Linked DNA regions of Homo sapiens: region 2 is linked to region 1. A link is an interaction called in ENCODE POLR2A ChIA-PET data of the cell type or tissue named here. Cell type or tissue: CD4-positive, alpha-beta T cell. All regions are shown on one strand. Links, peaks and the distances in the headings refer to the core of each region. The heading gives the core; the rest is flanking DNA.

The links. Peaks named below come from ENCODE experiments on the same cell type or tissue, not always from the same donor. Only the 100,000 strongest peaks of a DNase experiment are listed, where the experiment ranks them.
Region 2: POLR2A ChIA-PET joins it to region 1 with 22 read pairs; 6 of 35 experiments call an interaction of 5 or more read pairs at or near these places.

Annotation. Positions count from the first base shown.
Region 1 is chr6:170,079,217-170,094,408 of GRCh38, reverse strand. No RefSeq gene overlaps it. Among named protein-coding and RNA genes, the nearest start is that of LINC01624, 190 kb to the left of the region's middle. RefSeq lists enhancers at 2,245-2,746, 5,677-5,776. In CD4-positive, alpha-beta T cell, for the core only: no CTCF peak of the experiment used is centred there; DNase peaks (open chromatin) are centred at 4,678, 5,698, 6,288, 6,758 and 3 weaker places; H3K4me3 peaks cover 2,034 bases; H3K27ac peaks cover 1,344 bases.
Region 2 is chr6:170,264,329-170,279,520 of GRCh38, reverse strand. LINC01624 (long intergenic non-protein coding RNA 1624) reads right to left here and starts at 7,047. Exons shown (of 2, transcript NR_104177.1): 1 at 4,091-7,047; 2 at 52-312. It overlaps LOC285804 (a long non-coding RNA gene), which reads left to right and starts at 2,759. Exons shown (of 3, transcript NR_126021.1): 1 at 2,759-2,836; 2 at 3,933-4,190; 3 at 11,236-12,852. RefSeq lists enhancers at 11,748-12,324, 12,325-12,901. In CD4-positive, alpha-beta T cell, for the core only: no CTCF peak of the experiment used is centred there; a DNase peak (open chromatin) is centred at 7,520; H3K4me3 peaks cover 1,640 bases; H3K27ac peaks cover 1,296 bases; H3K27me3 peaks cover 190 bases.

The sequences.
Region 1 (15,192 bases), core at 2,545-10,544:
GATGGGCAGAGCTCGGACGGTCTGGGTGTGAACCGGAATGGAAGGAGCTCGGCCGTGGCTCCCAGCGCGTGGCGGGCTGTCCTGGGATGCTGGGACCTGCAGTCAGCTGCCACTCTGGTCCCAATGGTTGGGGGACATGAGGCTGGTTCAGGGGGAGGTTTGGGAACAAGGGGAGTTGGGGAGCAGGCGCCGCGCCAGGTGGGAGGTGGAGCCTAGCACGGCAGTGCTGCTGAACACCAGCTACAGTTCCCTGAGGGTCACCCAGCCAGTCCATGCCTGCTGCAGAGAGGCCTGGGGCCAGGCTCGCCTGCTGGACAGAGACCCCTCTGGGAGAAGGTGAGTTTCTGGGAGCAGGGGCCTCCCAGCCAGGCCCTCCCAGGCTGTGGTTCTGATCGAGCCTGCCTCCCCCACTCCCCTGCAGCCCATTGCAGCTGGCTCAGGCCAGTGGACTGGACCAGAGCTGAAATCCCGGAGCCCTTCATGAGTCCCAGACGCTTGGCAGGCCCTACAGCCAGGCCAAGGCACACACGTTTGTTCTAACTGTGGATCTGGTGTCTGTGGGCAGAGCATAGGCTGCGAGGGACTCAGGCCGTGTTTGGTCCAGCAGCAGAGACGTTGCCTCGGGGATGAGGCAGACGGCACCAGAGCTCCCCAGGGCCAGGGCAACAGGGGAAGAGGCAGCATGCCTGGGGCCTCCAGGAGGCAGACAGGCTGGGCCTGCGGCTGCGCTGACACCCACGTGCCTTTCCAAGGTGCTGACCTGCAGAGGAGCCAGGGGAGCCATTCGACGGGAGGAGACCCCATCCATTCCCTCCTCAAACTGCTCCGTGCAACCTGGGAATGACTCTGAACTCGTGTGCCCTTGAGGGTGGGAGCAGGGACTGCAGAGGCTCCTGGCTGGGGAAGGACGTCAGTGGCTCTGGTGGCAGATCGGTTAGAGCCCCGCGGTGGAGACAAGCTGCCGCCCAGAGAATCGTGCTGCCTCATGCTCCCAGCAGAGGCGGGCGTGCTGGTGGGAGGATTCCCCGTTTATTCCAGACACCCTCCGTGGGCTCATCTTTTCCACAACACAGCCCAGGAGGGAAGGAAATCGCAGTTCATGCTATAGACACGAAAGAGATCGTGACAGCTGCGATACGAATTCCTAGTTAGCCACCTTGCTGGTCCAGGAAAGACAGCAGAAACAGAATAAAGGAAAGCTAGAAAGCAAACAAAACAAAGCAATGTCAAGCCCGCAGTTGGCTGTTGTGAGCTTCTGTGGTGCCATTGTGAGCTGCGTGGTGCCGTTGTGAGCTTGTGTGGCGCCGTTGGGAGCTGCGCGGTGCCGTTGGGAGCTGTGCGGCGCTGTTGTGAGCTTGTGTGGTGCTGTTGGGAGCTGCGTGGTGCTGTTGGGAGCTGTGCGGCGCTGTTGGGAGCTGTGCGGCGCTGTTGTGAGCTTGTGTGGTGCTGTTGTGAGCTTGTGTGGTGCTATTGTGAGCTTGTGTAGTGCTATTGTGAGATTGCATTGCATTGTTGTGAGCTGCATGGTGCTGTTGGGAGCTGTGTGGTGCTTTTGTGAAGTGCATGGTTCTGTTGTGAGCTTCATGTTGCTGTTGTGAGCTTGTGTGCTGTTGTGAGCTTGTGTGGTGCTGTTGTGAGCTGTGTGGTATGAGCTTGTGTGGGGCTGTTGTGAGCTTGCATGGCATTGTTGTGAGCTGCGTGGTACTGTCGTGAGCTGTGTGGTGCTGTTGTGAGCTTGTGTGGTGCTGTCGTGAGCTGCGTGGTACTGTCGTGAGCTTGTGTGGTGCTGTCGTGAGCTGTGTGGTGCTGTTGTGAGCTTGTGTGGTGCTGTTGTGAGCTTGTGTGGTGTTATTGTGAGCTTGTGTGGTACTGTCATGAGCTGTGTGGTGTTGTCATGAGCTGTGTGGCGCTGTTGTGAGCTGTGTGTTGCTGTTGTGAGCTTGTGTGGTGGTGTGAGCTTGTGTCGTGCTGTTGTGAGCTGTGCGGTGTTGTGAGCATGTTTGGTGCTGTCACGAGCTATGTGGTGCTATTGTGAGCTGTGTGGCGCTGTTGTGAGCTTGTGTGGTGCAGTTGTGAGCTGTGTGGTGCTGTCGTGAGCTGTGTGGTGCTGTCGTGAGCTGTGTGGTGCAGTTGTGAGCTGTGTGGTGTTGTCGTGAGCTGTGTGGTGCAGTCGTGAGCTGTGTGGTGCAGTCGTGAGCTGTGTGGTGCAGTCGTGAGCTGTGTGGTGTTGTCGTGAGCTGTGTGGTGCTGTCGTGAGCTGTGTGGTGTTGTCGTGAGCTGTGTGGTGCTGTCGTGAGCTGTGTGGTGTTGTCGTGAGCTGTGTGGTGCAGTTGTGAGCTGTGTGGTGCTGTCGGGAGCTGTGTGGTGTTGTCGTGAGCTGTGTGGTGCAGTTGTGAGCTATGTGGCGCTGTCGGGAGCTGTGTGGCGCTGTTGTGAACTGTGTGGTGTTGTGAGCTTGTGTGGTGCTGTTGTGAGCTGCGTGGTGCTGTCGTGAGTTTGTGTGGTGTTGTGACTGCCCAGGGTGACGCAGCGTTGACCGATGATGAGGCACCTGATACAGATAAGTCCTAACATATTCCCTGGTGCAATTTACCAGAAAGGCTGAAAGGCTGGGCCGCACTGCAGGGTCCCTCACCAAGGGAAAATCTCCCCAGGGCATGGATGGGGTTTCCGGCTGTGTCACGTGGCTCCTGCCACCACTCAGTGAAGCCCTAAGGGTCCTCTGGCTTTAGAGTTTGATAATTTGCTCCGATTGCCTCTAACAGAGGGCCTGTCTCCATCCACCCCATCACCACAGGTGGGTCAGTCGCTCCAGGTGGGACAGACATCGGCTGCACAAGGACCACGGCAAATCTGCCCCCAGGACGCTTCCAAAGAGGGCAGTGGGGTCACTCAGTGCCCGTGAACGCTCAGGGTCACTCAACGTCTGTGAACGCTCAGGCACCATGCTGAGTAGCCACCAGGTCAGCAGCCCCGGGTGCGGCCCCCAGACAGGAAGGGTGGGCTCCTGCTTTAGCCTGGCATTGTCTTTGCTTCTGTTCTTCCTTCTGGTGACTTCCACCTTGGAACCTGGGAGCTGGAACGGTGCACACCCCAGTGTTGTCAGAAACATCCTCCAAAGCCTCCATACACTGCTCCCCTTGGAAGGACAGGAAGAGGCTCTATCTCCGACTCCCTGAGGGATCTCACCCCTGCTGGGCAGGTAAGTGGCAGACCTGGGACAGAAGACTGTGAAAAGTGGCAGAGGCCAGGAGCAGGGCAGGGAGCAGGGCAGGGGGCAGGGCAGGGGGCAGGGAGCAAGGCCGGGAGCAGGGCAGGGGGCAGACCAGGGGGCAAGGCCGGGAGCAGGGCCGGGAGCAGGGCCGGTGTCCGGCATTAAGTGGCAAACATGCTCACGGGAAGTGTAGCTCTGGGCACAGGACTCACAGCCAGTAAATGAGCCAAATCCCTCATTTACACCATTCACAAAACTGGATCCCACTGAGGTTAAAGCTCTAAGCAGAGAAACAAGAATTCCAACGTGACGGGAGAAAGAAGAGTGTCCGTATGGTCCTGCGGGCAGAGAGCATCTTCTTGCATATAACAGAAAAACTGGCACAAAAGAAAAGAACCATGAGTACGACAGCATCAATATGATGGGCGTGTAGAGAAGCCTCGAGACACGAGTAGCAGAGTGAGACCGACTGTTCGTAGGAAGGGGCTGGCACAGTGGGTGAATCCAATAGCACTTCACAGGTGCGAGAAGACAATTCCTCCGCTGTGGGGAGAACACACAGCTGTGAAGAAAATGGCCAAAGAAATATGAGCAAAACTTACAAAAGCAGAAATGCAAATTACCAAGAAGCATTTAAAAGCTGCACAATCTCACAACAGATCAGGGAACTGCAATGGAAAACAGTCTGATTTTTTTCCCATTAGATTAGAAGAAATGAAAACGTTTAATGTCAAACATTAGAGGAAATTGGTGCATAAATGGTTTTTTAAAAAGTCAGAATTCGTCATCTCAAAATAAATTCATCAAATTGATTACATTAAAATTGCACTGACTCTGTGATGCATCAGTTTCTTTTCTCAGCATTTACCCTAGGGAAGAATGGACGATGAGCAGGGGATGATGAGCAGGGAAGCAGCTGAAACATTGGCAAGGCAGAGACCACGGCAGAGGCCACGTCAGAGACCACAGTGGAGGCCATGTCAGAGACCATGGCAGACGTCATGACAGAGGTCATGCCAGAGATCCCCTGGGAGCAGAGGGAGTGCCCACCCGCAGGACGTGGGGGAGCAAGGCTGCAGCTGTGGGGAGCACTTGGGCACATCACAGCGTGGGCATGGCAGACGAAGACATGCAGGCCACACGCAGGAAGGCACAAACGCACCGGTCACAGTGTCAGGGGAGCACTGGGTGGTGTCACAAGGGATGTGAGCTTTTGTCTGTTGTGTGTCTGTATGTGTGTTTTAACAGTAAGATTGGGTTCGGGCAAAATCTAAGGGAATAAAAAGCAGGGGAGTGGCTGTGTGTGAATCTGGAGCACAGGTGGCCATGCAGTGACATTAAAATTAGGTCAAAGGAAAGACTAGAGCCAGGGGCGAAGGCGGGAGCGTGGTAGGAAGTGGGGACGGCCTGGCCAAGGCCCCGCCAGACCACAAAGCTCAGGCCCAGACCGCAGAAGGCCGATAAGAGCGTTCCGGAAATCAGCTCTGTCTCGGAAAGAGCCAGGCCCATGGGCTCCTGGCCGTGGGCAACCAAGGCTGAGTCAAAGCCACGTTCTCAAGAGAATCCAGTGCAATTATGCAGAGACTCATTTAAAATGACAAGTACTTTTTAAAAGTCACTCTCTGAAAATGACATTCAAACCAATTATCATTAAGGGAAGATGTAAGTTAGCTTTGTTTAAAAAAAAAAGAAGGTGGAGAAGAATAAAAATCTGTTTTTAGATACTTTGTATGTTGCAGTTTAGAAATACTCCTGCTGAATAAAACCTACAGGAAATGGAAGCAGAGGCGTGTGCAGCCAGCTCAGGAGGGAGGAGGTGAGCTTTGCTTTGCCTGAGTGCTGGTGAGATTTTGCCACCGATGCCGTGATGCATGGAGACCCTGGCTCAGTGAGTCCCCAGGGGAAGCCAGCAGCAGGAGGAAGCCTCAGATCGCAGTTTTTTTTTTTTTTTTTTTTTTTTTTTTTTTTTTTTTTTGGTGATAGAGTCTCGCTCTGTCCCCCCAGGCTGGAGTGCAGTGGCTCCATCTCGGCTCATTGCAACTTCCAACTCCCAGGTTCAAGCAATTCTCCTGCCTCAGCCTCCTGAGTAGCTGGGACTATAGCACCAACCACCACGCCTGGCTAACTTTTTTTAGAGACAGGGTTTCACCATGTTGCCCAGGCTGGTCTCTAACTTTGAGCTCAAGCAATCCGCCCGCCTCGGCCTCCCAAAGTGCTAGGATTACAGGCGTGAGCCACCGCACCCAGCCCAGCTGGTGTCTCATCAGACGTGCAGAGCTGCCTGCACCAAGTGGGACCTTTGCCCCTCCCCGGGGAGCCTACACTGCCGCCCGGCGGGGACAGTCCAGGGCCAGATGCCTGTGAAAGAGGGCGAGGCACGGCCCCAAAGCCTTGGCTGTCAGGATTCCAGGCCCAAGAGGAAGCGGCCGCCCATGTGCCGGGTGAGGTGATGTCTCGTGGCTGCTCAACAGGAGGCCCCGGCACGGATGGTCCTCGCCCTCACACGTGGGCTCAGTTACGTACACACATGTGCCTCATCACACACTGAGCAAACTCCACCGCGGTCAGCCTGCACGGGGACCAGCCCCCGAAGGCCCCTCACAAACACTTATGCCAGAGGCTAGGGGGGTACAGCAGGGTTACCTGCAGGCCCAGAAACCTCTCGGTGTGGCTCGTGTTAGGCCCCGTGGCTTCTTGCACTGAGGCCACGCTCCTGGCTGGGGCCTTGGGGTGAGTGTAGCGTAAATGGCCACCTGCAGGAGGAACCTGTTGGCTCCGTGGCCCAAGACTCTGTTCTTCCGAAAACTCACAGGCTGATTGTTGAGTGGTTGGTCCGTGCACCATCTGGGAGCTGGGGCTGCGGTGGGGGCCCGCGCACCTCTGGCCGTCCTCCTGCGCTCCAGCAGCCCCTTCCCGTCTCCTGTCCCTCTCCCCGCTCACTCCCAGCCCCACAGTCACACCCAGGCTCCCTTCCCAGCTCTGCTCCCACCAGCGGCACCTCACAGCCACGTCAGCTCTTTCTCCTTCGTGCCGAGCCTGTTGTCTACAGACTTCCTCAGGCTGTGGCCGCGGGGTTTCGCGGGCCGACGCTCACCACATCCTGTCCTTTGCCTGTTTTCTCCCTCCCAAGGGCAAGCGCCGCTGCCCCGGCCCCGAGCTCAGCCACAACCTGTGCTGCCGCCCACCCCACGGCCTCCCGTTCCCGCCACACCACGCTCCTCCCACCGCAGGGTCTCCCGGTCCCCACCCACACCACGCTCCTCCCACCCCACGGCCTCCGGGTCCCCCCCACACCACGCTCCTCCCACCCCACGGCCTCCGGGTCCCCCCCACACCACGCTCCTCCCACCCCACGGCCTCCCGGTCCCCCCCCACACCATGCTCCTCCCACCGCGGGGCCTCCGGGTCCCCCCACACCACGCTCCTCCCCCCACACCACGCTCCTCCCACCCCACGGCCTCCGGGTCCCCCCCACACCACGCTCCTCCCACCGCAGGGCCTCCGGGTCCCCCCCACACCACGCTCCTCCCACCCCACGGCCTCCCGGTCCCCCCCCACACCACGCTCCTCCCACTGCAGGGTCTCCGGGTCCCCCCACACCACGCTCCTCCCACCGCAGGGTCTCCGGGTCCCCCCACACCACGCTCCTCCCACCCCACGGCCTCCGGGTACCCCCACACCACGCTCCTCCCACCCCACGGCCTCCGGGTCCCCCCACACCACGCTCCTCCCACCCCACGGCCTCCGGGTCCCCCCACACCACGCTCCTCCCACCCCACGGCCTCCCGGTCCCCCCCCACACCACGCTCCTCCCACCGCGGGGCCTCCGGGTCCCCCCACACCATGCTTTTCCTTGGCAGCCTCAGCCTCATTCCTTTCCTCTAAACCTCCACACTCGGCCTCCCCTGCTGAGGCTCCCGGACGTTTCATGACCTTTTAACAGTGCGATGCTCCCTTCCGTTCCACGGGCCGGCCTTGTCCACGCCCTTCCCCGAGCTTGGCCGGTGCTGTTCCCCAGCCTGGGGCCGCCCTGCACCCTTGGCCACGTGTAGCTCCCTCCAAGGGTCCAACTACACGGTCCTGGCTCTTTCTCGAAGCCTCCCCTGCCCCTTCCTTCCCACGCAGGTCCCTTTCCTCTACACAGTTGGACGTGTTGTCCCGTGCCCTCCTTTCCCCGCATTTCCTCGTCTTTCCTCGTGGACAGTGAGCTTCGTGCGGAGGGGAGTGCGGGCCCTGCGGGTCCTGGTGCTGCTGAGCGCAGCACTCGTTCTGCGGTGGACACTCCAGGCGGCTTTCCCAGAGGAGGGGGCATGGCGGGAGCGGGCCTATGGGTTGGGCGTGGATCATAAAGCTCCCTTCTGCCCAGAAGCTTCAACTCTAGACGGGCGTTGGAGTTTGTTCCATTTGTACCAGCGACGTGGCGTTCCCTGCCTCTCCTGCTACGGGGTGGCTGCCTCCCCACGGCTTGCCCTATCCCTCCTGCCGCCCCTTCTGCCTTCCCCGCCTGCTCCCCGCTCGGTCCTCCCTGGCTTCTTGCTGCCCACGCCAACCATCACCTCTGGTCGCCCTCCATGGGCTGGACAGAGACTGGACGTGGTGTTTTTCTGTGTGAAATGTACCCTTTAAGATGTTCTATAAATATAAATAATTATCATGAAGACAGTTGGAATCATTTAATTGAAAAATAAAAATGATATTAATGATATTGTTCTAACCACCAACAATTTTTTTTAAACTTATGTAAGTAGAATTCTATTTTCAGAAAATGGAAAGATTAATTTGTGGCTCCGTTACCACAATAGTCTCTTGAAGTCTTGGGCCTGAGAAGGAAAAGTAGGTCATTCAAAATCTAGCACAATGATCTTGCAAGAGGCTAGGAATGGAAAAATTCAAGAAACATTTTAATCCAAACATCTTTTATTCTCGAATCAAAACAATGATTTCATGGAAGAGGCAGGAGAGGTATTGAGTCCTTGTTTGGTTCTTTTTTTCCACACATATTTATCGAATGGGCTCTGGGCCAGGCAATGTGTGTTACACAGTCTGGGCTCTTGACAGAACAGAGGGGACAAGACAATAAATATTGTGTGAAAAGGAGAACATGAGAAAAAACGGTGGGAGCAAAGAGAATGGAAACATGGACCTGGGGAGCCACAGAAAGCCCTCAGGGCCAGGGCTCCCCCATATCCTGACAGGTGCGGGGCCGGCATGGATGCCGCGGTGGGGAGGACGGTGCAGTGGGTGGGACTGAGGCCCAGAGCGCAGCCTCACGGCTGAGAAGAGGCCTGGAAGGAGGAGCTGGAGACACCCCACTTTCCGAGAATTTCCCTCTGAGCGTCCTGTGTTCCCTCTACGTGGAGATAATGCTGCCGTGTTTGCATGCAGGAGTCGCCTTCAGCAGTAAAGCACCTCCCTGTGTCTATGGAAGTGTCTTCCACGCTCACCTGATAGAGTTCGGAAGCAGAACACACAGCCCGTGCAGCCGTCCGCAAAGCCGCTTCTGTCTCAGCACCAGCTCATCAGGGCAGCCCAGCACTCGGGCAGCTCCGCCTTGGGGAGAGTCCACACAAATGTGCTTCACTTTTAAATACTCAACAGAGGAAGAGATCAGGACACTTCTGGAAGATTGGCTGGGTTGCGGCAGATGGTTTTGGTAAATGCCAGACCTTTAACTCAGTGAAACGGCAAAGTCGGGAAGAAGAACCCACTGGCAGTGTTTGGAGTCACCCTCAGCCATGGACATGAACTCAGGGACGGATGGTGCTGGCACCTTCATGAGCAGAGCTGGTCCCAAACAGCAGGAGAAATCGTTGGAAGGGTGACTTCCCCAGAGCTCCCGGGAATACTGGAATTCAGGCCTCTCACCCCAGCATTGCGTAAGGTGTATAATTAACTGAATATACACAACACACACAGACGCTTAAATCTGGGGACTTTCCTTTAACACTGAAGATATCTGGTTACTCACTGCAGATATCCTCGCACCATCCCAGAGGTGACCAATGCCCTATTTTCCTTCTGGGGTGACATGAGTTCTTGGGGGCACTTCCCTCTGGGCTCAGGTATTCTTATTTCTAAGGCTCCACTTTCTGCTCCCATCTTCAGACGCACCCAGGGAAACTCTCTGGGCTTTGTCGTAAATGAATGGCCTCTCTCCTTTATGACCCTGGTCTCACCCTCCTGCCTTCCAGGTGGCCATGGGATGCCCGTCCTCTTTCTCACCCAGACTCTCTCTCAGGCCCCGGTGTGAGCTGCATCTTCTGAGGCCGCCGTCTCCCTGCTCCTGTGTGATTTGCTGCTTCTCCTGTTGTCTGGGAGTCTCACTCTGTCACCCAGGCTGGAGTGCAGTGGCGTGATCTTGGCTCACTGCAGCCTCTGCCTCCTGGGTTCAAGTAATTCTCCTGCCTCAGCCTCCTGAGTAGCTGGGATTACAGGCACCCCACCATGCCCGGCTAATTTTTTTATTTTTAGTAGAGATGGGGTTTCACTGTGTTGGCCAGGCTGGTCTCAAACTCCTGACCTCAAGTGATCCGCTCGCCTTGGCCTCCCAAAGTGCTGGGATTGCAGGCGTGAGCCACCGTCCCTGGCCTCCCAAAGTTCTGGGATTGCAGGCGTGAGCCACCGTCCCTGGCCTCCCAAAGTGCTGGGATTGGAGGAGTGAGCCACTGCGCCCGGCCTCCCAAAGTGCTGGGATCACAGGCGTGAGCCACCGTGCCCGGCCACATTCAGCCTTTTTTTCAGTGATTCTCCCAAGGACTATGTTGCCCACATCAGTTCTCCACCAACCTCTGTTAGATCACTCAATCCTGTATTAAAATGGCGTGAATTACTGATGTCCCTTGCAGGTTGAGAGGCAGACACGCTTGGTGGTGCTGGGGGCGCCCATATGCGGAGTCAGACGTCCAGGATCTGAGTCCCGGCTCTTCCGTTCGTCAGCCAGAGGCCTCTGAGGGGTCTGCTTTGCCTTCGTGTGCCTTGGTCTCCCCATCTGTGAAACGGGGAGATGCTAGGACCCATCTCATAGGGTTTTCGAGGGGCTGAGTGAGTTAACACACAGAAGCATCAGACAGTTCCAGCCCACAGTTGGTGCTGGTCTCAACACTCTGACGGTCCAGAGCAGGGGTAGGCCAAGCTCCACCTGAAGTTGTGTTTTCAATCCACTAATTAATGCATAAAAATATGGCCCCTGCTTTTAGGTGCAGACACAGCTGTGGGTGCCAGTGACATGGTCACGAGGGCGGCTTGTCATTAGTGCGAGGGGACACTGGTGTCCGAGGAGGGCGGGCTGTGCCGGTCTGAGGGTGTCGGCCTGCGATGGAGGACACTCCTCTCTGATTATTTCAATGCATAGGCCTTAAGAGCCCCTTCCTGCTGGAACCCTCAAATCCCGGAACTCCTCTTTGCCTCTCGGAACAGCCTCAGCACCACCCGTGAGGCTGCACGTTTTACTCCTGAGCTGACCCTGAGAATGCTGCTGCCCCCCGTCGAGCCATGCGAGTCTCATCCTGTTTAAACTTCATTCTCCGAGAGGAAAATCTCTCCTGTGAGCCAGCGTTGAAGCCAGATGGTGCCAGCTACCCACACAGCAGGATGACGCGTCAGGACAGCCTCCCTTGTGGAGGCCGTTGGTCCCTGACAACGGCCACTTCCCAGAAACTCAGAATTAGAAACTTGTAAAATAAATGCTCCAAGTCAAATGTGTCACCCAAAATAGTTCCCATCAGATGCCTGTAACACGCATGGCCCTCGTTGCGTAGTATCAGTGTTAAATTGCCAACTGTCTCCCGGTGAGCTGCTCACGTCGGGGCTCCGTGCATTTGAAGCAGGTCTGTAGGTGTCCACCGGGCGTCTGCGCCACCTGGGTGTGGCTAATGTGCTGTTTGCAAATGGCCCAAAGGCTTCGAATATTCCACAGGTTATGTACACACTTTGTGAGAACACTCGTATAAAAATTGACAGCAAAGATGGAATTTAAATATAAATCAAACAGACCTACTAGTCTAATTACCAAAAAGGAGGGAGAGAGAGTTTCAGTGAGGATCCCAGGGGGAGTGAACCACGTGAGTCCCGCCTCTCAGGACGAGGAGGCCACGGTTTGGGACCATCTCTCTGGGCAGTGGTGCGGAGGGAGTGGGGGGGGTCCAGGCTGGTGGCCCGAGTCTCTCCCCTCTCCGCCACCTCATCTTGCAAACCCAGGGAGATGAGAAAGCATCTTTCATAGGGACTTGAGGAAGAGCCAGTGAGTCATCTGACCTACAGCCCTGAGAGGCCTTAGCACCTGCAGCTAGCTGCACAAGTAAGCTAGCACAAGGAAGCCTGTGGCCCTGAGCAGTCCTGGTGAATTCTTGGTAGCTCATTTCCTCCCTTAGTTGTTCATCGCAATGCCAGCAGCGTAACAGTTGTCAGTCGTTAACTGTCTTCTCCTGCTTAGGTTTTGCTTGCATTCAGAGGAAGACAAAATCAGGGGCTTGTGCCTGCCATGGGGTGTAGACTTTGAAAGAAAGAGAGTGAGGCCAGGAGTGTTCAGGCTGGCAGTGCCCTTTGGCTCCGACCTTTGTGGAGTTACTTTTGCTGCTCGATGATTTCAGAAACTGTGTGTCAAGCACATGTGCTTTCTCTGGGGAGAACTGAATGGGAGGCTTTGACTTAGGAAAGGGCAGCCCCTGGGTGGGGGTTCAGGGAGGCAGCCCCTGAGACCTGGCCCTCCCCACTTCTCACCAGTGGCAGCAAACGAGTTCTAAGTCATTTCTTAGCAGTGTCTTAGTCTGCTTTGTGTTGCTATAATAGAATGGGTAATTTATTCAGAAAAGAAATGTATTTCTCACCACCCTGAGGAAGTCCGCCATCAAGGGGCCTGCATTCGCTGCACCACCCCACAGCAGAAGGTGGGAGGGCCAGGCTCGCACTCGTAACAGACTCACACTTGCAATGCGGCAGCGTTAACCATTCACGCAGGAGGAGCCCTTGCCACCCGGTCTACCTCCTGAAGGTCCCACCTCTCAGCGCACTTGCACTGGAGGCCACCTTTCCAACCAGGGGTGTCCGCGCACACTCAGACATAGCAATGGGCTTGCACTGGAGGCCACCTTTCCAACCAGGGGTGTCTGGGCACACTCAGACGTAGCAATGGGGAAATAGCAACAGGTCACTGCTGCAGCAGATTCTGCACGTTTGCAGAGAATCATGCTCCTTCTTGGAAAGCGCTGCCACTTTTGGAGACAACGTGTAGCCTGTTCATTTAACAACTGAGGAGTGAGTTATAAAGGCAGTTTCATGGAGCCTCCAGGACCCGAGGTTTGTGGTTCTAGACCCCACAAAACTCACGTGGGAGCAGCTTCGTGGAGCCTCCGGGACCCGAGGTTTGTGGTTCCAGATCCCACAAAATTCACGTGGGAGAGGGAAGTCTCAGCCTCCTGTGGAGCCTCCAGGACCCGAGGCTTGTGGTTCCAGATCTCACAGAACTGGCGTGGGAGCAGGAAGTCTCAGCCTCCTCCCGCAAAGTGGTATCGTCCCGTTTACAGGGGACAGGGTGGGGAAGGCAACCTCACCAGACCTTTTCAAAGATGTGCTGGAGCAGGGCAAAAGCCCAAGGAGGCCGCTAGTAAAGTGCCCTCCAGCTCCTTGCCTCCCTTTCGGAATGTTCCCTAAACTGACGCAAGTGGAATCTGGATGTTTTTGCTTCCATTTCTGCAACTTCAAAAGTGAACTTTTCTCTTCTCACCTCACTTGTTTTTAAGAAAAGGGAGCGAGCTGTGCTCTAGCCTGTGCGGCTGCTGTCATCTGCTCCAGGGGCGGCTGAGCATTTGCTCTGGGGGGTCCCTCCCTCCCGGCCTCTCTTTTATGTGACGTTCTCTCTGTGAACAGGTGTGAGGGCTGAGCTTCGGAAATGCGAGCTTCCAGCCTGGCTCCTGGACCAGGAGGGCCCTGCCAAGCTGCGGGTGGCAACTGCTGCTGAAGTCCTCCCAGTCCCTGCGGCTGCAGCTCCTCCCCTCCTCCTCCCCCTCCTCCTCTTCTCCCTCCTCCTCCTCCCCCTCCTCTTCCCCTCCCCGGCTGCTCCTGCCACCCAAGCACCAGCGCTGGCAAGAGGCTGCGGACATCGAAGGCAGGGAAGGCAGAGCCCACTGTGCTGGAAGAACAAACTCTGCGGACCCGTCTGGCCCGGGGGTCAGGAGGTCGCAGTGGGCGGGTGGGGCCCGGGCAGCAGATTGGGAACCCCTGCCCCTGCAGCATCGTTTAGACAAACAAGCAGATGGCAGGTGTCATGGGGACAAAGAGCCATCTGTGCAGCGAGGCCGCCCCACCGCCACTCACACGGACTTCATTAAAGCCTCGACGTCGGTCGCTGTGCTCCAGCCTGAGCCAACGGGACCCTCACGGGCTTCTGAGGAAGAGGCAGCCGCGCTCTGAGCTCTGCCCAGCCCTGAGCCTGCGCCAGGCCAGACACGGGCCGCAGGGCACTGTGCCTGTGGTGCCCACAACAGGGTTCCTGTTTGCTTTCAAAGGGCTGTCCATCCAGATGGTGTGGCCTCGGGGGTGGGGAAACAGGCAAGATTATGAGGTTGATGGAATTTCTCCTCGAAGGGGTCCCCCCCTTCCCCGCTCCTGACTCTGTCTCTCATCTGTCCATTGTCCCCTCCTTGGGTAGAGTCTCATGTGTCCGTGTCCACAGAAGCTGCCTGAGCAAAGGGAAGCAGTGCCCTCACCCCGTGCCCCCACGCCCGGCAGTGTGAGGCTGCTCCCAGGGTGCAGGCCTCCGGCAGGTCTGTGCTTACTCTGAGGAAACAGGGTCAGTGTCCACGTTCTGGGCAGCGCTTGGGAGGGGGCAGAAACTGTCTGGCGGCTGCCCTGACGTCCCAGCTGGGGCTGTACCTGTCTTTCACGAGTGGCTGCGGGGCTCTGGTGGAGATGAGAGAAGACACGCTCCAGATCTCACCTCAGCCAGAGATCTCGGTGTTTGGGTTTGGAAAGCGGGGTCAGGGGAGGTGCATCCTTCTGGTAGGAGGGACGATAGCAGAGGAGGAACACAGGACACTTGGCCTTTCTTCCCAGTGTCAGGGGCCAGAGCTGTCCCTGTCCACTCACACGTTTCTCTAGGTCTTGCCTCTAAAAAGAGAACACTGTTCTCCAAGTTCTCCGAGAATCCTCCCAGTTTGCACTTCTTGTGTCCTAAGACTGGCCAGGCATCTGCGTCAACTCCTCAACTTTCCTCCCTTTTCTAACTCCAACTTCTCTCAACAAACCAGCTGCCTCATCTGTTCAGGAGCTTCCTTGAGCTGTTCACAACTCCCTGTGGGGAAGGGTCATTGAACACTGGTGATGAAGGACCTTGGTGGTAAAGAACCATGGTGATGAAGGACCTTGGCGATGAAAGACCTTGGTGAAGGACCATGGTGATGAAGGACCTTGGTGATGAACGACCTTGGTGAAGGACCATGGTGATGAAGGACCTTGGTGAAGGACCATGGTGATGAAGGACCTTGGTGATGAACGACCTTGGTGAAGGACCATGGTGATGAAGGACCTTGGTGATGAATGACCTTGGTGAAGGACCATGGTGATGAAGGACCTTGGTGAAGGACCATGGTGATGAAGGACCTTGGTGATGAACGACCTTGGTGAAGGACCATGGTGATGAAGGACCTTGGTGTTGAACGACCTTGGTGAAGGACCATGGTGATGAAGGACCTTGGTGATGTAGGACATGGTGATGAAGAATCATGGTGATGAAAGACCTCTGTGATGAAGGACATGGTGATGAACGACCTTGGTGAAGGACATGGTGATGAAGGACTGTAGTGATGAAAGATCATGATCATGGTGATGAAGGACCTTGTTTGTAAAGAATCATTGATAATGAAAGACCATTGTGATGAAGGACTTGGTGGTAAAGAACTATTGATAGTGAAAGATCATGGTGATGAAAGATCATGGTGATGAAGGACCTCAGTAATGAAGGACATGGTGATGAAGGACACGGT
Region 2 (15,192 bases), core at 3,080-11,079, 180 kb before region 1:
AATTCAGAGATAAGTTTTTAAGATGATATGTATTAGTGCAGAGTACTAGAATTTTTCCGGAACAACTTTCATTACATTTATTTGCTCAAACAAGTGACTATTTCCATTTTGGAGAAGCCCAACTGAGCTAAATCACTTTGCCACTGAGGAGGGCTGGGGAGGTGGCAGGGGTGCCATCAAGGTGTCGTCTGGCTAACACACATTCTTTCTATTTTTCTTGTTTCTTATGGAAACATTCATGGCTCCACGCCTGGCATTTGCTGAATCCATCTTCTAGAGATTACGATTTTAATAGAATCCGGAGTGAGGTACCTGAGGAAGGCAGAATGAAGCAGCATTTTAAAATGTATTGCAACATGAGCATCAGAACCTTTTGTTTTTTTTAAAGCACAGAAAAGAAAAATGACAAGACTCATGTCATTAATTACGTTCTCAAAGAAAATAAGGTCAGTGTAAGAGGAAATCATCTAAAATTGCAGGACAGGGCATTCTCGTTGGATCGAGGCATGAAGAAAACTTCAAGGCTGTCAGTGGTTTATCGAGGAAGTGGTAGAATCTTCCTCGGATACGATTTTTAGAAGACAAGCCAACCTTCCATGGCAAGAGGTGCAGACGTGTGCCTCAGCTGCCAAGGGCCTCCCAGGCTGTTTCCTGTGCACCAACTTCCTCTGCTTCCTCGGTGTCTAAACCCATGGTCAAAGCACCATTCACGAAAAGCATGTTACTGTTTTAAGTTAATTTGAACTTTAAAATTATTGAACCATAAGGAAAAATATCTCTGCTTTGTGGTCCTGGATATTTTACAAGAACCTTGATTCCTTTAGTGAATCTTAATTCACAGCTCAGTGCTGGGATATTCAACAAATAAAATCACTTTTCAGAGACAGGATCAGAATCTGCTACTTCCTGCTCCTCAGCCTGCCTTGCCAAACCCCCAAGTGGCACCCTGGTGTAGACATTATGGACCTCAACAGCAGTACTTTAGCCTGATGCCTAGAACCTCTTACACTTTTATGGAAGTGGCCTAAGAGTGTTTGTGACGGGATTCGTGGTGTCTCCAACTTTCTCTCTTGCGCTGTCCCACCCTGACCTGTGGGGGGAGAGAGGAAGGAAGGAAGAAGGGGGGAAGGGCGTCTGGTGTCAGACGCTTACAATAGGAATTGCTCACCTGCAGAAGGGCAAGTATTGTTTCTTCTAGAATTAGTATGAATTGGATTTTGTGAATTTCAGCTCTTTCTTAGAAGCTTAGAAAAAAATTTGGTATAAACATTTGAAATAAAAAAATGCAATAAGCAACAGAGTTAGATCTTGTCTCTACAAAAAAATTTTAAAAGAATTAGCTGAGTGTGCTGGTGGCACCTGTGGTCCCAACTACTCAGGAGGCTGAGGCAGGAGGACGGCTTGAGCCCAGGAGGCCGAGGCTTCAGTGAGCTGTGATTGCGCCACTGCACTCCAGCCTGGGGGACAGAGCAAGACTTCATCTTAAAAAAAAAAAAAAAAGCAATATTAAAAAGGTGTATTGAAAAGGGAAAAACACTCTAAATTTGAGAGTTTTAGTTAAAATGAAAAAGCAACAGTTAGGACCATTTCTGATCCTCAAAGTCAATACTTTTGAAACAGGAGAGGGAAGGGAGGTGGGGGAGCCCTGGAGCTGCTCCCAACGAGTGGGGCAGGGGCCTCAGACGCAGGCTCTAGAGCCCAGGCTGGACCTGGCAGAGGACAGTTCAGTGTCTCTGTAGTCAAACAGGTGTCAGAAATATCATGAAACCCCCAGTTTATTCGTCATGATTACACTCTAGCCCTGACTGGGTTTTTTGCTCATTTTTTGCTCAGTAGCTTAAAGTTAATGTTGAAAATGTCAAAGAGGCCTGCAGATACCCCTAGAGAGACAGCAGTTTGTTAAAGGGGATAAAGGGGAAGTGTTTATGTTTATAGCACAGAAAGTCAAGCTGTTAGAGAAACTGGACAATGGTGTAAATGTGAAATGTCACATTTGCCACCACAAATGGTGGCAGGAAGGTGAGGAAGAGAAAGAAATAAAAATACTTGAGATGAGGCCCGAAATGGAAAATGGAATTAATCATCCCATTGCTCTAAATGCTCTAAGTGCGCTAAAAGCATTTCTTTTTTTCTTTTTTTGAGACGGAGTCTCGCTCTGTCGCCCAGGCTGGAGTGCAGGGGCGCGATCTCGACTCACTGCAAGCTCCGCGTCCCGGGTTCACGCCATTCTCCTGCCTCAGCCTCCCGAGCAGCTGGGACCACAGGCGCCCGCCACCACACCCCGCTAATTTTTTGTATTTTTAGTAGAGACTGGGTTTCACCGTGTTAGCCAGGATGGTCTCGGCCTCCCAAAGTGCTGCGATTGCAGGCGTGAAACACCGCGCCCGGCCAAGCCCTTCTCATCTTAACGTCCTCTTTCAGCAGAAGGAACTTATCCTGGTCCTAACTGTTGAGGTCACTGCTGACTCTGCCCCCGGCTCCAACGGTACAAAGTCACCTCCAATTTAAAGATGCTACAGAGGACCCCGTCCGCACGTGAGCTCCCCGGAGTGATGGAGGGGAAAGGGCTGCCTTCCCATTGCCGTGCGTGGAGAGCAGCAGAGACTGTGTTTGGACTCCTGCCACGGAAAAGGCTGCGTTGGCCGTGTCTCCAGGGAGGACAAACTAATTTTAACAAACTGACCCAAACAGGACTCGGAAGGTCAGTATGTTGCAATCTCCGGTCCTCCTGCCTGCTTCGTGGTTCGTTCCAAAAGCTAAGTATGCTGTTTCAATTTGATCTGCTATTTCGGGTGATCTAGTCCCTGTTAGTTCTTGACAGTCCAGGAGGCGCCTGGTGGGTGGAGAATCTTCCCCTTTCTCCTCCACAAACCTGACCCTTGTGGAGAAGGCAGCCTGGAATCCCCTGGGTTCTGAATGTCTCCGCCTTTTCTCCAGCGCAAGCGCTGGGCCTGAGCACAGTCTCCGCACAGAGGCCTGCGGTGTCGCGGGGGTGGTGAGCCCTGGCTCGTCCCTGAGGCTGAAATCTGGCTTTTGGGCTGGGGGTTCTGCCTCTCACTGCCTTTGGCCACAGCTCTCTCCTCCACCCTGAAAGGCCCTCGGAGTGGAGTTGGGAATACAGTAGTGACAACGCGGGCTCCAGGGAAAACGTGCTTGTGATGTGGTGCCCACGAGCTTGTTTTCCAGACTTGGCTCTACTGAGCAGCCCTGGAAGTTGAATCTTCACGTTGTCCAATGAGACATAAAGACTGGAAAGAGTCTTTCCATCTCTGACATACCCAGCACCGAGCTTCCCTCTTTTTTTTTCGAGACAGGGTCTTACTCCTTTTGCTCAGGCTGGGGTGCAGTGGCACAATCTCAGCTCACTGCAGCCTTGAACTCCTAGACTCAAGGGATCCTCCCACCTCAACCTCCTGAGTAGCTGAAACCACAGGAATGTGCCACCACCATGCCCAGCTAATTTTTGTATTTTTTGGAGAGATGGGGTTTTGCCATGTTGCCCAGGCTAGTCTCAAACTCCTGGGCTCAAGTGAGCCTCCCATCTTGACCACCCAAAGACTGAGCTTATAGTTGAGAGCCACTGTGCTGGCCCAGGCTTCCCTCATTTATAAGGTGGGGCCAGGTGTCTTATGGCAGACTGGATAAATATCCATGTCATTTACTGTGTGTGTGTCTGTGTGTGTGTATGGTGGGGGTAGTAAGTTTGAAGGTAGGGGCTGTACTGTTTCTCCCTTTTCATCTTTTTTTCCTTTCTACTCCCTCTTGAAGAACATGAGAATTTGGGTAACAAAATGCCTCTTCATTACAGGGATACTTTGATGTTAAAACCCTAGGGTGAAATGAAATGGACTTAACAAATGCCTGCCTGCCTATCTTTTTTGTGGGGTCTAACTTGTACCTGCTTATTCTTTGGAAACCTCTATTTCTTTTAGGTGCATCCCACGGACTCATTTAAATGTTCCCTGAGTGCTTCGTCTGTGCCGCACGTTGCTCTGCGTGGTGGAGATAAATGAGGAGTAGAAGCTGCGCCTGGCCTGAAGGCACCCCAGGTCACTCTTGGGGAAACACAGTGCCCATCGCTGATGCTCACCAAGGTTCCGGTCCTGCGGACAAGCCCCTGCCATGCACCTGATCGTGGATCTGGCCTCTGTGACCGGCTCTGGAAGTTCCCATGAATGGACTCTTCCTCGGCATGCTTCCGGGTGGCATCCGTTCTTTCCCCGCGTATTGCTTAGGGGTTCTATGAGAATTTCTCTGAGGGAGCCCTGGGGTGAGGAGGCCGCAGGGACCCAGCTTTCAAGCGGCAAAGGCCAGCGGCTTCTCCGCACAGCCTGTCCCTGCGTCCTCAGGCTGACGCAGTTTCTGTAAAGGGTCACCCTGACGGATGCTAACAGCGGCTTCTCCGCACAGCCTGTCCCTGCGTCCTCAGGCTGACGCAGTTTCTGTAAAGGGTCACCCTGGCAGATGCTAACAGCGGCTTCTCCCGCGCAGCCTTTCCCTGCGTCCTCAGGCTGACGCAGGTTCTGCAAAGGGTCACCCTGACGGATGCTAACACTTTTTATTGGCTTCCTCTCCTCCCTGCCTTCCCTTCCTGTGCCCACATCTGTCTCTGGGGCTGGCAGGACGTCAGGCTGCTCCTCCGTCTGGTTAAAGCTGGGCCCAGTTGCTGGATGTGGGGCTCTGCTGGGAAGCTTGGAGACAGGGTGGGGACCGCAGGGAGGCAGCTCCCTTCTGGTTTGCCAGAGGGACCAGGAAGCAGCACCCACAACCCCTGCCTACCCCATGGCTTATTTGTCTGATTAACTCGTCATCATCTGCTGAAACCTAGAACGGGGTCTTAGGGTGATTGATTGCTTAGGAACAGGCAGGGGAGGGGGCTCAGGGCACCAAGGGGCTGCAGGACTTGAGTCAGGGTCAGGCTGTGGGATGGGTAGAATAAGCGGAATTATACAATCCTGGACCACTGGTAATACCAAGGACCTGTGTGTACCTGCTCCCCACCCCACACACCTTCCTTGGTGTTGTGGTAGAAATAGAAGCAGAACTACGAAGTTTCTTCCTTCAGTACAAGCCACAGCGGTTCTGGATACAATTTCTAACCCACCCCTCCTTGCACGGCACTGCCTTTCCTTCCTGCCTGATCCCTGGGCCCAAAACCCTCGTGACTTTTTTAAGTCATATATACACCGGTTCAGAAAGACGTCTGGCTGAAAGAAGAGAGTTATGCCCTGATTCATTTTCACCTTAATTCAATTTAAATCAAAGCAATCGTGAGCTGCTGTTCTCCATGGCGACGGCTCATCGTAGCTGTGGAACTCCACACACCTCACCTGGGGCAGCTGGTGCTCAGAAGGCAGATGGGAGGTCAGGTGCCCCTCGGAAGCCACAGCTGGCCACCCCTCGGAATGCTTGCTCCTAATTCTGCATCCTCTGCTTATTTAAGAGAACAATGTTACAAACCCATGCTGAGACATCCACCTTTTCCCCCGTGGATCTTAGGGTGTGGGGCCACTCCAGGGCTTACTGCTGCGGTGGCAAACCCTGGAAGACAGTGGGATCTCACTGAGACAGGCCCTCTGCGCCCCCACCTTGGCTCCGGAAGATGCCTTTGTACTTGTGCTTGCCTCCCACTTGCACGAGGTTCTGAGCCCTTCTCTCCATCAAACCAAAGTGGTAGCATGCAGCTGGGCTGTTGGCAGCAGTGCTCAGTGATGGGAGAGCTTAGGGAACATTCGCTGAAAGAGAGAGATGAATGAAGATTCTTGAACGTGGAAGGCTGTGATTTTGTCAGACAAGAACACCATGTGGGAAATTAGGGCCCAGAAGACTTGTTCCCAGTTGGACCAGGCTTATTCGACAGTCACCCAGGACCTGGTCGCCTCTTCTTGTGGGTTGAGAAGATCTTGCCTCTCAAAGGGAGTAAAACTGAAGCACCCTCCTCACTGGAATACCAGGTGAGAAAGGCCAGTGAGACAGATGCCAGGGCCCTGGCAAGGCGGGTGCGAGGCCCCCCCCCCAGTTCAGGAGGAGCCAAAGGAAGCGCGTTGGGCTGGGGCCTGGTGTCCGTCGCCCATCGGGGGCTTGCACAGCGCTGCGGCTCGGCGGCGGGAACCTCGGTGCCGTTCACTCCTTGCGGTGGGGGAACGGAGCCCTCGTTCCACAGGCCCTCGGCCTTCCCCACTGGTGAACTCGAGCTGAGCTGTGGGGGCAGAGGGGGCAGCAGCCCCTCCGTGGAAGCTCAGCATCCACAGGGCACCTGCAGCAAGGGAGGCAGAGCTGGGCAATATCCACGCAGCGTGAAGGCATTTAGCAATCAGTCGGAAACTAAACTCAATACGATGCCTCAGAAGACTGGTGATTCGCCCCGATTAGACGGACCAGTCCTTACAAATTGCCTTTTCATGTTGTGCTGTAAATAACCAACGTATGTAATAACATTATCATACCCCAGATAGAAGATTCCAGGGGGAGAGACTCAAAGCTGCAGGTTGACAGTTGCCCAGAGCCCGAGGGGAGGTGACCAGTTTTGCTCCCAGCTGTCACTGGGCTGGTCCCTCCCTGCGCACGGAAGACGAGAGGAGGCGAAGCTGCGGGAGCACCTCCTGAGAAGGCGCCACATGGCTCCCGTGGCTTCTCCGGCCCCAGCTCACCTCTAACCCAACCCTGTGCGGCCAGGGCAGGGGCGTCCTCTCCCCCCGCAGCCCCGAGGGTCCCTGTCGCTGGCCGGGCACCAGAGAGGCTTTGTGATCGTCCCCAGCCAGCGTTCCCTCCCTGGGCCATGAACTCTCTGAAGAAAAGGGTGGTCTGCTTCCCTCTGTCCCTCTGAGGCGGTTCCTGAGGCAGTAGGTCCCAGTGATCATGGAAGGTGGAAGGAGAAGCGTGGGAAATGAGGATGTGGGGTTAGCAGGAAGCGACGGCGCCCATGCCACTGCCCGAGGGCCTCGCAGCTGCTTGTGAGGGGCTGTGTCCACCAGCAGCGAGGGTGTGCTGGGCCCAAGGTCACCAGCTCCAAACAGTTGCAGGTGCGTCTCAGCCAGGTTCTTCCCTCCAGCATCAAGGCACCTGGGGTCCTGGCTCCTAGGTCTTGTGGAATTTGCCTACAGCACGAACAGCCTTCTGGAGACCTCCACACAAAGAACCCGACAGCCCCCCTGTCCTCCAGCTGGCTACGTTCTACGCATCAGGAAACCAAGGCACACAGACATCACCTTGGGCCACACGGCTGGTGCAGGGGGAGGTGGCCGTGAGACCACGCGCTTCAGATTCCACAGAGCCGCCGCGGCCGATGGAGCTTCCTCGCGGTGACCCCCGGGCCCTACTTCCCCTGGGGCTGGAGCCCACACAGCCGTCTCCTCTCTACGCTGCGTAGGCAAACCTGTCTTCTCCACAGGAAACCCAGCTGCCTCTAGAAATTAACCACATTCTAGAAAGTGGGTTTGACTCCTGCATACACTTTTACTTTCTCATTTGGGTCTCCGGAGGAAATGAAAATCCACGATTAGCACAGGAGACGCACGTGACCCGTGTGGCTTGCACCATTTGTCGTTTTCCCACACATCAGCGCCAACCGGGCATGCGTGGTCCTCACCCACAGGGACTTGCTCGCTCTGGGTTACTTCTGGACAAAAAAGTCTCTGCAGCCGCCCTTTCAGTGTCTGCACGCCTCATCCTCCCTCCTCCCCAGCCCGTAGCCCGGGCCCAGGGCCTGCGGCCGCTTCGTGCTCCCAAGCTGTGTCTCACGGGGGCACCCACCCTACCGTGCCAAGCAACCTGCTGATGGGCAGAGGGAAGGAGCCCCTTCTTGGCCTCCAGAGCCCAACAAGAACCAGCTCCTGGTAACAGTGGGGTGAAGCCAGTGACGTGGGTTGATAGGAAGCCATTCCATTTAGGAGATCATTTGAACATGATGTGGATCAATGGTGTGGAATACAGAAGAAAGGCCCCCGGGCACGGCCTCCCCAACCTCCCGACCCCAGAGCCAACAGCACGTTGTGGATTAAGCCCCAGGCCCTGAGATGTGGATTAGCCTGGATTCCCCAGGGGAGCCCAGTGGAAGAACAGGGTCTGTACAGGGGACAGAGGGAGGAATTCGGCAGCGGCAGGGGTGGGTCAGCGAGGCTGGAGATGCAGTGTGGCTCAGAGACAGGGAAGGGGCCAGGAGCCCAGGAATGTGTGGCCTCTGGAAACGGGAAGAGACATGAAGAGGTTCTCTCGGAGTCTCCGGAAGGAGCCAGGCTGGCCAAGCCTTGGTTTTTTACCCCAGTGGGACCCTTGTCAGGCTCCTGACCTGCAGAACCGTGAGGGGATGAATGTGTGTCTTGTAAGCCTCTCAGCTTGTGATGGCAGCGAGAGCTCCCCAGGAGGGGCTGCGAGCCGATGAAGAGGGAGGGTGCATGGTGGCCTCCGCCTGCCCCCTGGCCATCTGCAGTGGTGCCCCCGTGTGCTCATTAGAGCTTGATGCCCTTGTGCCTTGAAGACTTAGTCCAGACATTCTATGAAAGTGAAGAAGGTGGCCGGGCGTGGTGGCTCACGCCTGTAATCCCAGCACTTTGGGAGGCCGAGGTGGGTAGATCACTTGAGGTCAGGAGTTTGAGACCAGCCTGGTCAACATGGTGAAACACTGTTTCTACTAAAAATACAAAAATTAGCTGGGTGTGGTGGTGTGTGCCTGTAGTCCCAGCTACTCGGGAGACTGAGGCAGGAGAATTGCTTGAACCCGGGAGGCAGAGGTTGCAGTGAGCTGAGATCATGCCACTGTACTCCAGCCTGGGTGACAGAGTGAGACTCCATTTCAAAAATAATAATAATAATAAAATAAAATAAAAATAGCCAGGCATGGTGGTGTGCACCTGTAATCCCAGCTACTCGGGAGGCTGAGGCAGGAGAATTGCTTGAACCTGGGAGGCAGAGGTTGCAGTGAGCTGAGATTGTGCCACTGCATTCCAACCTGAGTGACAGGGTGAGACTGTCTCAAAAAAACAAAAACAAACAAAAAAAACAAAGTGAAAATGGCATGGGCAAATGATGCCACACGTCCCCTGGCCCCACACTGCCATCTGTGCGAAGAAGGGAGCAGGACGCTTCAGTGGGCACTGGGAGGGAGGCGGCACGTCACCGCGGTCCATGCCCTGAGCGGTTTCAGGGTGCGGAGCTCTGTGCACGGATACACCTCTCAGGCCCCTTTGTCTCAGCCAACAGTTGAGTGCAGTCAACTGTGTAATCGAGAACCCAGAGTATTTCTCTAGGAAAACTGCTCAGTTCTTTCCAAAATGCCACGAGAACTTCAATGATGGGAACGGGGAACAGGTGCTGGGAGCAGCTGCCACCGATTCACGGCTCTTCTTCTTTTAAATACATTTTCTGTGGGGAAACCAAGGGCTTTCACAAGCATTTTGCTCTGAAATATTCAAGGAATGTTTCTTGTTTTTTCTTATTACAGCAACAGTTTTAGTATTTATAAGCTGAGTCAAGAGGCCTGCCACAGAACTAGGGAAGTAGCAAGTTAGAGGGATAAAAAAAATCTCAATTACTAACCCCTGCAGTTGCTTTGAAATAGCATTTGGTTGTCTACTGGCAGCTTTCTGAGATGAATTCTTGACTCCTTTACAAACCTAGGCTAAAACAGGCGCTCAGAGACTGTGTGTAAACTGTCAAATGTCACCCTCAGGCGTTGGGGGTGGGCGAGCACCCGCCCTGGTGACCTGACTCCGAGGGTTTCATGGGCTTCTGCCCCATTTCCTGATCCGCTGTCACGCAGCATTCCCGGCATGGCTGGGGGAGGGCCCTGTCTTCTGGGAGCCCCAGAGTCCCTGGGCTGGGCCACGCTCCCTCCGCAGGTGTTTATGGTGTGTCTTTGTGCTGGGCCTGGGCTCGGTGAGCAGAGTCAACATGATTCTCGGGAGAGCGTTTATGGTCCGTGAGACAGATGTGAGGTGTGTGCATTCCCCACACAAGAGACAAAGTGAGGCCCCGGTGTTTGCCAAACTGGGATCGCTAGTAGCAGCAGGCTCTGTGGCGCCCACAACAGCTCTTAGACTTGGAACGACCGGAACACTAAGGGCTTCGTACTTGATTCTCATTTGTGTTTTGTGCCTCCTGAAAAGCTGGGTCCAAGTCAAGTCAGCTAGTTCCTGAGGTGGAGGATTACAGATGTCCCCACTTTCTCCATACATATGAGCAGGTACAGGGTCCCCACCCCGCGTCACACATGCTTCTGTGGGGAAGGCTGTAGGCTTTTCTCCCTCACAGGCATTTGTAGTAACGGGTGCTATTTGCTCACAATGTGTTGAATCTGTGGGAATGAAAGCTGCTTAGGGCCATACCGTTAAATGGTGGCAACAGATATTTTTAGATTAAAAAAGAATGTCACCTAAGAAACAAGAGCACACTTACCTCTGATGTCCCCAAGGCATTAGGTAGAATCCCGTTGTCCACACTGACTGGGTTTTAGGGAGGGATTTCGTGGCCTGCCTTTTTCGTAGAAAGTGGCCCCAGCCAGTGTGACCTGGTCTCTGAGCCTTGTCGTCACAACCACCTGCTGAGTTCCCAGGCTTCCTGGTGGGCACTTTTCCTGCCATTTATCAGGTCAAAGTAAAGTGGGAATTGTCCAGTGACTGCCAGTAGCCAGCTCTCAGGCTGCTAGTAGACTCACGCTTTGGGGGCCGACTTCTCTGGATAGCTGCTCACATTTCCTGCCTCAGTCAGCCCACTCCGCCCAGCATTTGCCCCACAGGCCGAGGGCCCTGGCACCCCAGATGTCACCCTTCCTCCCGGGAGGGCTGCAGGCAACGGGTGAGGTGCGGGCTCACACCTAGGAGACAGTGACCCATCCTCCCACGGGGCTTCCTTAGCGGGTGGTGAGGTTGTTGAGTTCTGAATCCATTCAGTGACAAGGACTGATGGTCACCGTGGGGCAGTGGGGGCTGTTCCGGGTATGGGGTGCCCCTTTACCTCGGGTGTGGCTGCTCTATCTTAGGAGTAGCGGGCACTTTCCTCCTCCTTGTACACCGAGTGAGTTCCCGGGGGCTGCCATGGCAAATTACCTCCTCTATGCAACTGAAATTCGTTTTCTCACAGTCCTAGAGATCAGAATTCCTGGATGCAGGTGTGGGCGGGGCTGGCTCCTCTGTGGCTGTCAGGGAGACTCCAGGCCTCTCCCAGCTTTGAGTGCTGTGAGATCCTGGTGCCCTTGTCTTGTGGGTGCATCACCTTGATCTCTGCCTCCCTCTTCCACAGCCTTCTTGCCCTGCCTCTGTGTCTCGTGTCCTTATAAGAACACCAGTCACTGGATTCCAGGCTGACCCTCATCCAGCTCAACCTCATCTCCACTCTCAACTATCTGCAGAGACCTGTTTCCACACAAGCTCACATCACGAGGCTCTGGGGGGACGTGGATTTTGGAGGAACACCTCTCAGCCCACTACAGAGCCTTTTACTACCATCAATCAAATGAATTTTTCAAAGGCACGTCTGTTATACATTTTTTTTTCAGTGAGCTTTTTCTGAGAACTTTTTGGGTTCAAAGCACCCAGATGGTATAAATGACGTGGAAAATGGCCCTCCCAAAAAGATGCCATGAGGGAGCTGCACATGGGGCTGGGGGGAGTCGGAGACAGCACGTGTGAGCGGACGTGTGGCCGGCACCCAAACCAGACGCCATGTGATTACAGATCCTGCAGGGAATTACAGGAGGCAACTCAACGTAGGAGATTGGTGTCATACTAACAGAAAACCAAGACTGAAGAGACAGGAACGACTGTCCGGGTTTCCCAGACAGGACCGTCCCAGGAAGCAGACAACACAGGCCTGCGTGCGGCCCTGGCCTTGAGTGTGCTGGACGCAGGGGACCGTCCCAGGAAGCGGACAACACAGCCCTGCGTGCGGCCCTGGCCGTGAGTGTGCTGGACGCAGGGGACCGTCCCAGGAAGCGGACAACACAGCCCTGCGTGCGGCCCTGGCCGTGAGTGTGCTGGACGCAGGGGACCGTCCCAGGAAGCGGACAACACAGGCCTGCGTGCGGCCCTGGCCGTGAGTGTGCTGGACGCAGGGGACCGTCCCAGGAAGCGGACAACACAGGCCTGCGTGCGGCCCTGGCCGTGAGTGTGCTGGACGCAGGGGACCGTCCCAGGAAGCGGACAACACAGGCCTGCGTGCGGCCCTGGCCGTGAGTGTGCTGGACGCAGGGGACCGTCCCAGGAAGCGGACAACACAGGCCTGTGTGCGGCCCTGGCCGTGAGTGTGCTGGACGCAGGGGACCGTCCCAGGAAGCGGACAACACAGGCCTGCGTGTGGCCCTGGCCGTGAGTGTGCTGGACGCAGGGGACCGTCCCAGGAAGCGGACAACACAGGCCTGCGTGTGGCCCTGGCCGTGAGTGTGCTGGACGCAGGGGACCGTCCCAGGAAGCGGACAACACAGGCCTGTGTGCGGCCCTGGCCGTGAGTGTGCTGGACGCAGGGGACCGTCCCAGGAAGCGGACAACACAGGCCTGCGTGCGGCCCTGGCCGTGAGTGTGCTGGACGCAGGGGACCGTCCCAGGAAGCGGACAACACAGGCCTGCGTGCGGCCCTGGCCGTGAGTGTGCTGGACGCAGGGGACCGTCCCAGGAAGCGGACAACACAGGCCTGCGTGCGGCCCTGGCCGTGAGTGTGCTGGACGCAGGGGACCGTCCCAGGAAGCGGACAACACAGGCCTGCGTGCGGCCCTGGCCGTGAGTGTGCTGGACGCAGGGTACCGTCCCAGGAAGCGGACAACACAGCCCTGCGTGCGGCCCTGCCGTGAGTCTCCACCTTTCTGTCTCTCTGGGCTGTGGCTGGGCAGCACGGAAGGGGGGAATCACCTACCTTTTGGTCCAGAAAAATCCATTCCACAGTTTCCACCTTCCCTCACTGACAAACGGGATTTTAAATCCCTTTATCTGGAGACAAACAGAAAGTGTGTGCTTGTGGCGAATAATTTCAGCTGATATTCTTACCAGCTGTTAAGAAACACATGCAAAAAAAAAAAAAAAAAAGACTGGTGACATCTGGCTGGCATTGATATTTTGTGACAGAGTATCTTTTTCCTGGGGGTGTTTTCCAAGAAACCAGTCTCTGGGTCCCCAATCCCCTCACTGCCTGACTGCTTCAGCCTCCAGCCCCCAACCTTTGACCTCTTTGAAAAACAAAAAAGAAAGTGATCATATTGACCAAAGCAACTGTAACCCAAATTGCGGCCACATAATTGGGCGTGGTGACATTGCATTAGCTCAGATTAAACAATGGCCCAGCAGCTGCTTCCCCACGCCAGGCTTTCGACTTCAACTTCCCCTGAGCCACACAATGGGGCATTTTGCTGAGATGGGAAAGATCAGGAGAGGAGGCCCTGTTCCCTGCCACGGCCAGCTGACCTCCTTCTCCTCTTCTAACTGCTTGTAATCGGAGGGATTGTAAATAATGTCAGATAAACGTACTAACACTGTGAATGTTTTCTCTGAAATGTCCAAGTCTATTTTGCCTCATTTTCCCAAGAACGCTGATGAAATGGGCCAGTTTCAGACGGAAGTTTAGACTGGTTAGACCCCTTCTGGATGAGCCGAGGTGCTCAGATACAGCCCGGCACCAAACAGGGACTTTGCCGTCAACGGCACACCCCACAGGTGGCGGTGGCGCCGTAAGATTGTCATGGAGCTGAAAGCGTCTGGTCCCTCGGCTGTCACCTGGCTGTCACATCACAGCACAACGCATGGCTCCCGCCCCTGTGTGACGCCAGCGTGAACAAGTCCACAGCGCTGCCAGCCGGGCACAAGTCCAGCACACGTGATCGTCCACAGCACACACGACCAGATAATGTTAATAAACTTTGTTCCCGGGTGCGTATTTACTATACCAAACTTTTAGTCATTATTTTAGAGTGCGTTCCTTCTATTTATTAAAAAAAAAAGTTAACTGTAGAGCAGCCTCAGGCAGGTCCTGCGGGAGGCGTCCAGGAGAAACCGTGTTATCACAGGAGACGACAGCTCTGTGCATCACTGCCCCCAGAGACCTTCCAGTGAGACCAGATGTGGAGGGGAAGACGGTGATATTGATGATCTTGACTCCATGCAGGCCTAGGATGATGTGTGTGTCTTAGTTTTTTAACAAAAAAGTTTAAAAAGTTAAAATGTTTTAAACAGAAAAAAGCTAATAGAATAAGGATATAAAGAAAGAAACTATTTTTGTGCAGCTGTACAACATGTTTGTATTTGAAGCTACATATTATAAGAGTCAAAGAGTTAAAAAATTAAAAAGTTTATAAAGCAAGAAGGTTACAGTAAACTAAGGTTGATTTATTATTAGAGAAGGAAATTTTTAACAATGGATTTAGTGTAGCCTAAGTGTGTGGTGTATGTAAAGCCTACAGCAGCACGGTCATGTCCTGGCTTCCCACTCACTCTCCACTCACTCATGGACTCACCGGAGCAGCCTGCGTGTGCAGTGTGTGTAAAGCCTATAGCAGTGTACGGTCATGTCCTGGCCTTCCCACTCACTCCCCACTCACTCACGGACTCACCGGAGCAGCCTGCATGTGCAGTGTGTATAAAGCCTACAGCAGTATACGGTCATGTCCTGGCCTTCCCACTCACTCCCCACTCACTCATGGACTCACCGGAGCAGCCTGCGTGTGCAGTGTGTATAAAGCCTATAGCAGTGTACGGTCATGTCCTGGTCTTCCCACTCACTCATGGACTTACCGGAGCAGCCTGCGTGTGCAGTGTGTATAAAGCCTACAGCAGTGTACGGTCATGTCCTGGCCTTCCCACTCACTCCCCACTCACTCATGGACTCACTAGAGCAGCTTCCAGCCCAAGCTTCATTCATGGCAAGTGCCTTACACGGCCGTACCACTTTACATCTTTTATGTCTTGTTTTTACTGTACCTCTTTTCTATTTTTTAGATATGTTTAGGTGCACAAATACTTACCATTGTGTGACAATTGGCTGCAGTATTCAGCACTGTGTGAGTTTGTAGCCTGGAGCTTCGGCCTCCAGCACGTAGCCTGGGTGTGCGGTGGGCTACACCTTCTAGGTGTGTGTGTGTGTCCTCAGTGATGTTAACACAGTGACAAAATCACCTCACATGCATCTCTCAGAACACACAGCTGTATTCCTCCTCCTCCTGCCTTGCATGCGGAAGCTTTTTCTGATGGCGTCAGCTGCCCATGGCTCCCACCCAGA